2 separate regions of the Mus musculus genome follow, and region 2 is linked to region 1. The links are chromatin contacts, found by Hi-C in ENCODE. All regions are on one chromosome and are shown on one strand. Each heading gives the region's core, a stretch centred on a gene start or an enhancer-like site at or near the end of the contact. The rest is flanking DNA. Distances are from core to core; before and after follow the strand shown.

Region 1 (2,926 bases), core at 296-2,795:
AAATGAGTTCCTTCTACAGTCAGATATTGACTTCCTCATATTGGATTGGTTCCAAGCTATCAAAAATGCAATTGACAGATTGGTATGTATTTGTTTGGGCTGTTAACATTTTTTAATTAAAATGTAGTCATTTAAATCTTACTGTTCAGGCATATAAGGTTCACACATGTAAATGGATCCTATGTCTGAGAGATACTAGCTATTTTAAGCTTAATAGAAAGCATAAGGAATGTTCCTTCCGTCAAGATTTGTGAGGTAGACATCATTTCATCTTTCAAACGAGCACTGTTCTTATTCTGGAATAGAGCATGGTCTCCTTTTTCTGGAGGTTGTAAAAAGCACTCAGGTGCTTGAAAACTATATTTTCTGCTTGTTGTAGTATCTGACATATGTTATTCTGGAAATTAAGTATCTTTGTATCTATGACCATAGTTACTGTTATAATACCACAAGGAAAAATCATTCACATGTAATGTTATTATTTTCCAACTAAGCTAGAATGATCTTCTCAAAAAAAAAATTAAATACCTAGAACGTTAGAAAAATAGCTCAAAGTATGCATTCAGATTACATGTTTTTTAAGGCTTAAATTATTTAAAACTTTTTTATTGACTTAATTTTATTTCACTTATGTAAATATATAATGGAAAAATATTCTTGAGAACTCTTAGTATGCTCTAAAACAGGATAATGTATTTAAAACCTTTCATTATATCTCTTAAAAGATCAAACTGTACAAATTAAAATTGTCTTTCCATACTATCAACAGAATCCCCAATATATAGACAACAAAACATGGATTATTATCTTTAAGTATACAATATAAGGCCAGAAAAACTTTAAACACTGTTCGTATTTACTCGATGCATAGTTTGGGAAAGATGTTTTTTCTTCTTCTATATCTTTTCCTTGTCTGTTTTCTCAGAACTAGTAATGTTGTCTATGTGTGGGCCCTGCTGAATTCCTGAGAGGATTAACTGAGTTGATATATGTACAGTTCTTTGAATAATTCATAGCATTTAGTAAGCACTATTTGGATGCATGAATCAGTATAAACACTGTGCTTAGAATACAGGCCGTTACCCAGCCACACACACACACAAAAATTAACTTACTCAAAAGACCGGTTAAATTTAGCATCAAGATAAGACACAAAACTCGCGTATTCTTTCTTCCTAGTAAAAGGTACTCTCTATTATTTCTAGCCAAAGAATCCAAGTTGTGGGTCCCTGGAGTTGTTCAATTTGCAGAGATCCTCAAGTTCTGAACTGCCGAGTCACTGCCACATCGATAGAAAAGAACAGAAACCAGAACACAGGAAGTCCTTCAGTAAGTGTTTTCTTTGACTGCTCCTTTTACCTCTGTCTAAATGCAGAGCTTATGAAATATAAATGTATTAAAATGAGATTTAAGCCAAAGCCAGGCTACTTTGGAAGATTCGTAGCCATTTCTTACCTAGGGATTCATGCGCTGGAGGGCAGTCTGGGCATTCGGCTCACATCATTGTTGGTAATATCTTTTGAGAAAATAATTGTTCCAAGGTCATGGTCTCTGCTTACAGCAAACCTCTGAATCTCTGAGTAATCGCCACAGAGTTCAGATTGGTGATTGATTTTGAGAGTGGGAAATGTCAAGCATCTGGCATGCTGACCATTTGATTTTCATACATTAAAAGACAAGAGTGACCATCAGAGTTGGCCCAACTAAACCAACAGCTTTTGCACCAGTCCACACTTCCAGAAAACCAGGGAAATTTAGAAATATACATTCCAGAGTGGACAGGAAACCTGAGACCTGAATGAAGTGGTTATCGAAGTTACGGTGAGTTCTGCTTCCAACGCAATTGATTAGGAATAACAATAACTTATATCACTTACATTATGCTCTTCGAAACTTATTTCTTTAGCCAGCCTGCTTCTTCCTCAACAAAAGGGGATGATTACAACATGCCACATGTAATCCACACAGGAAAACTAAGCACTAGACTTCTGAAAGGACATGTAGATATATTTCATATCAGCTAATTCTGTCTTTAAAATTATAGCAACTTCCTTAAACCTCCCACCCAGCTATTTTTAACCATTTTTTCTACATGGAAATATATTTATATCCTAGTTTTTGAAACTTAAGGACAAGTCAGTAAGTTACAGAAACACCAGTACATGAGGTGTAAATAAAAATGTACGGTAAATGAATATATTTGTTTATAACACATATGCGTCATTAGAAAAGATGTGGTAGTGTATGCGTGGCAACATCTCTTTCAAAGATGAATGATTAAGACCCACCGTTCTAGAGGCTACAGGAGATGTTGAATTGAGATCCTTTTGAAAAGAGGGAACTAACTGTTAAGGGGCCTCTGCCATAGTTTTCTCCAGCTACCAGAGACTGATTCAGCAAATCATCTGCTTAATGCTGCTGTTTAAGAAGGTTGTAACTGCCTATGGCCACAAAGTCCATGGGGTGTTGGTGAAGACTCATCTGTGCCTTTTTAAGGGCTATTATTTGGAGTTAATTTAAATTCAATAGTAGTTTCCTTTACTTCTTGAGTTTCTGTCTTTTGTTGCACCTGGGATGAGGTATAAGGTAACATATCTAACACAGCCTTACAGAGTTAGGATTCAGTTATGAGTCAATACTTAATGTTAATTATGTAAATATTTTGTTGTAAATGCACAAGAGTTTGTGATGCAGTGATTATCAGATCTGAAATCTGATATTTAATTGCCGTTGTGGAAGAAAACTTAACATGCTTTTAAACCCTGAAGCAGTGTGTGTGTGTGGGGGGTGGGGGGGAGGATTCGCAAAAGCATGTTTGAGAAACTGAGGCTGACAGATGCAGCACTGAACAGTAATTACATGAAAAGTGTTAGAATGTTTCTTAGAAAAAAAATTTTATGAAAAGAAGAGTCAGTCTTTCTCTATA
Region 2 (2,926 bases), core at 290-2,789, 39 kb after region 1:
CAGTCTGCACATTTCCAACTCCTCGGGTCTTGAGCCATCACTGCGTTATTTTATATAAGAGGCACTTAATGTCTCAGGAAGACGATTTTTTTTCCCTCAAGACCGTAAGTTTCATTTTGTCAAGAGTGAACAAGCTTGTAATGGGCCCCGATCACAGCCTGTTCAAGTCCAAAAGCTGGAATTTCAGAGGGGTTGGAAGTTGGCGCAGCACGTTTCCCATCCGTAGCTCAATCCTCTCTGTTCCCTCCCAGCTTAGGCAGAAACACATGGAAAGGATATCCAGCAGAGCCCTTCTCGGTGACATCTGCATCTGGAGGGGTGTCCTGGCATTCGGCAACACAGCTCTCTGTCCCCCAGGGAAAGGGAAGGCTGAAAACCCCAAATAATAAGAATAATCTATTGCAGATTTCAGGTTACCAAAAACTTAGAGAAAAGAATCACAGCCAAACACTTAGCATTGTTGCATGTCAAAGGAAGGCTACTGTAATTTCCCCCCTTGGGCATGTATTTTTCATATTATTATGCATAATTATGCATATAAATTTCAATATATTTCCATATTATATTCAAAACTCTCCAATTGTGAATACGTAGAATAAAACAATTGATGGCAATTATTGCATTTGGAGTTAAGTCCTAGTCACTGGAAGCACTGGGCCAGCAGTGGGCGCCTCAAGCAGCCGAAAAGGCTCCCTTGAACATTCTTCTGGATTTAAGAACAATTTTTCTAATAAAGTCAATCTGGGATTAAAGAGGCAAAAGGAGGTGCTGACAAAGAAACCAGAAATGATGGTTAAGAAGTTTGGATTCCAGCTTTGCTCCAAGTCTTCCTTTGTTGCCTCGGGCAAGTGACTTCACAACTGAGTCTTTCTCGTCCCCCAAACTGGGGACAGTTACACTTTGTTCTTTCCGGGGTTTTTTTCTTTTTTCAGATTTAATATTTCATGTTTCTGAGACAGCAATCTGAAACGTGCCCAAAAGAATAAGGTTTTCTGATGTTTTCAAAAATCAAAGAAAGAAAAAGAGTGGGAGAGAGGGAGAGAGGAGAAGTTGGAGAGAGAGGGGAGAGAGAGAGAGAGAGAGAGAGAGAGAGATTGGAAAATTTACTACATTTGAATCTTTTGGGGGAAAGGAATAGAGTATTTGGTGTAACACTTTGCTTAGGAGGTCTGAAAGAGTGATAGGAAAGCAGAAAGCAGTTTAGCTTATGACAGGCCTGCTGACCCAGGTCTCTATAGGACCCCGAGGGGTTTCAAAATAGCCCGAAAGCAACACATATCCGGACCACAGCAAGCGACAAAATGACAGGAGTCTTTCTGAGCTTTTTCTTAGGGTTTGAATTCTCCTTTAGAAATGTATGTTATGAATTATGATTACTGCGCTACAGCCAAGTATTCACCGGGCTCCAGCTAGATCTTTGTTTAGCGAGCATAAGCTCCCTGCCAGCTGCAAACTGCAGCTGTCTGTCAGCATTTGTAAGGACAAACTACGCTGCTATCCCTGATCACTTAGCTGTAGACTACACACTGTGTCCTCAGATACGCTCGGCGCACCCTTCGCATGCGTTTTCAATACACTTCCTGTGGGGGTAGGCAACAGTGCTTTGCACGCACATTTTGGAGCAAATAGCTTGACGCTTATGTCAAAATAATTCTTCAAATAATAGAGGGTTTTGTCCCCCCAAACACTTCTTTCTGAGAGGCTGTGTCTGGCGTGACATTTTCCCATCCCTGATATCACCAAGCAGACAAGGGAGGTTGCCACGCTTACACTCACTGCACAGGCCTGCCGAGCCAGCCAAGAGTGCAAGCCCAGGCCAGGCGCCGGTCTCAGCGCTCGGGAATGTGGGGGTGAGAAGGCCACCTGGAAGGGTGAAGGAGGCAGGGCAGAGTGGCCATTGCCCTGCAACATGGTCTGGAGCTGCAGGCAAGACATAAAGAATTCTTATCTCAGCCCAAATCCCATCCAGAATGTGCAAACTGGACCGAAAACTCTGTGGCTTTCCAAGAAGGGGCTTTGAAAGATGATTTTAGACTAGAATTTGTCGGCCTTCTAGGGGTGTGTGTGTTTTCTGTAATCTCTAGGCACATTTGGCTAGGGGGAAGCTGGCGGCAGCCGACCAGATTAATTAAAGTGTTTGCAGGGTTAGTGAAAGTCTACGGTGTTTTCATCATCAGAGTTAAGTCATACGGGGACAGCAATTTGGAGAACACTCCGAGAATTATCCTAGAAACTTAGGAACGGCCAGCTTGGCTTTCCCCAGTCATTGCTTACCTGGTAAACCTAATACTGAAAGGTCTTTGGGTTAGAGTCACTCCTTTTATACTCGCTGCCATCAGAGCCTGGTTGAGGATAGGTCATTTGGGGATATTTTAATGATTCTATTTTCTAGTAAAGAAAAAAAAAAAAAAGGTGGAATTGTTCCCGTTCACAGGGGTATTATGAGAACTGCGTTTTGCTACAGAACAGTATTGTTTCCACAAGGAATGTTCTTTCCTGAGAGAAGAGGCACAATGCAAATTCAAGTTCACAGCAAAACTGTACAATATGTAGCACATGCCCAAAGTTGGCCTAATTCACTCAGCGAAGAAGAAAATATCCTAAAGTTTGGAAAGATAGACACCTCTCGCTCTCCCTCTCCCTCTCCCTCTCCCTCTCCCTCTCCCTCTCCCTCTCCCTCTCCCTCTCCCTCTCCCTCTCCCTCTCCCTCTCCCTCTCCCTCTCCCTCTCCCTCTCCCTCTCCCTCTCCCTCTCCCTCTCCCTCTCCCTCTCCCTCTCCCTCTCCCTCTCCCTCTCCCCCTCCCCCTCCCTCTCCCCCCTCCCCCTTCCCCTCCCTCTCCCCCCTCCCCCTTCCCCTCCCTCTCCCCCCTCCCCCTTCCCCTCCCCCTCTCCCTCTCCCTCTCCCTCTCCCTCTCCCCCCTCCCCG

The links. A loop is a pair of places that touch in the nucleus more often than their neighbours do.
Region 2: a map of heart shows a loop between it and region 1 (2.6-fold over the local background). The contact joins the enhancer-like site here to the promoter of Arhgap15os in region 1. A Hi-C loop is called at or near these places in 2 of 37 maps with a recorded cell type or tissue (gastrocnemius and heart).

What each region holds. Positions count from the first base shown.
Region 1 is chr2:44,063,779-44,066,704 of GRCm38, forward strand. It overlaps Arhgap15os (Rho GTPase activating protein 15, opposite strand), which reads right to left and starts at 1,546. Exons shown (of 3, transcript NR_040622.1): 1 at 1,456-1,546; 2 at 1-56. Arhgap15 (Rho GTPase activating protein 15) reads left to right here. Exons shown (of 14, transcript NM_153820.3): 7 at 1-82; 8 at 1,206-1,329.
Region 2 is chr2:44,103,247-44,106,172 of GRCm38, forward strand. The region is part of intron 8 of Arhgap15 (Rho GTPase activating protein 15); the gene reads left to right. Among named protein-coding and RNA genes, the nearest start is that of Arhgap15os, 39 kb to the left of the region's middle. Within about 2 kb of position 1,540, at least 2 of the 3 ENCODE cell types and tissues checked have a DNase peak (open chromatin) inside an H3K27ac peak, as active enhancers do; they include gastrocnemius and heart, where a contact is called at or near this core.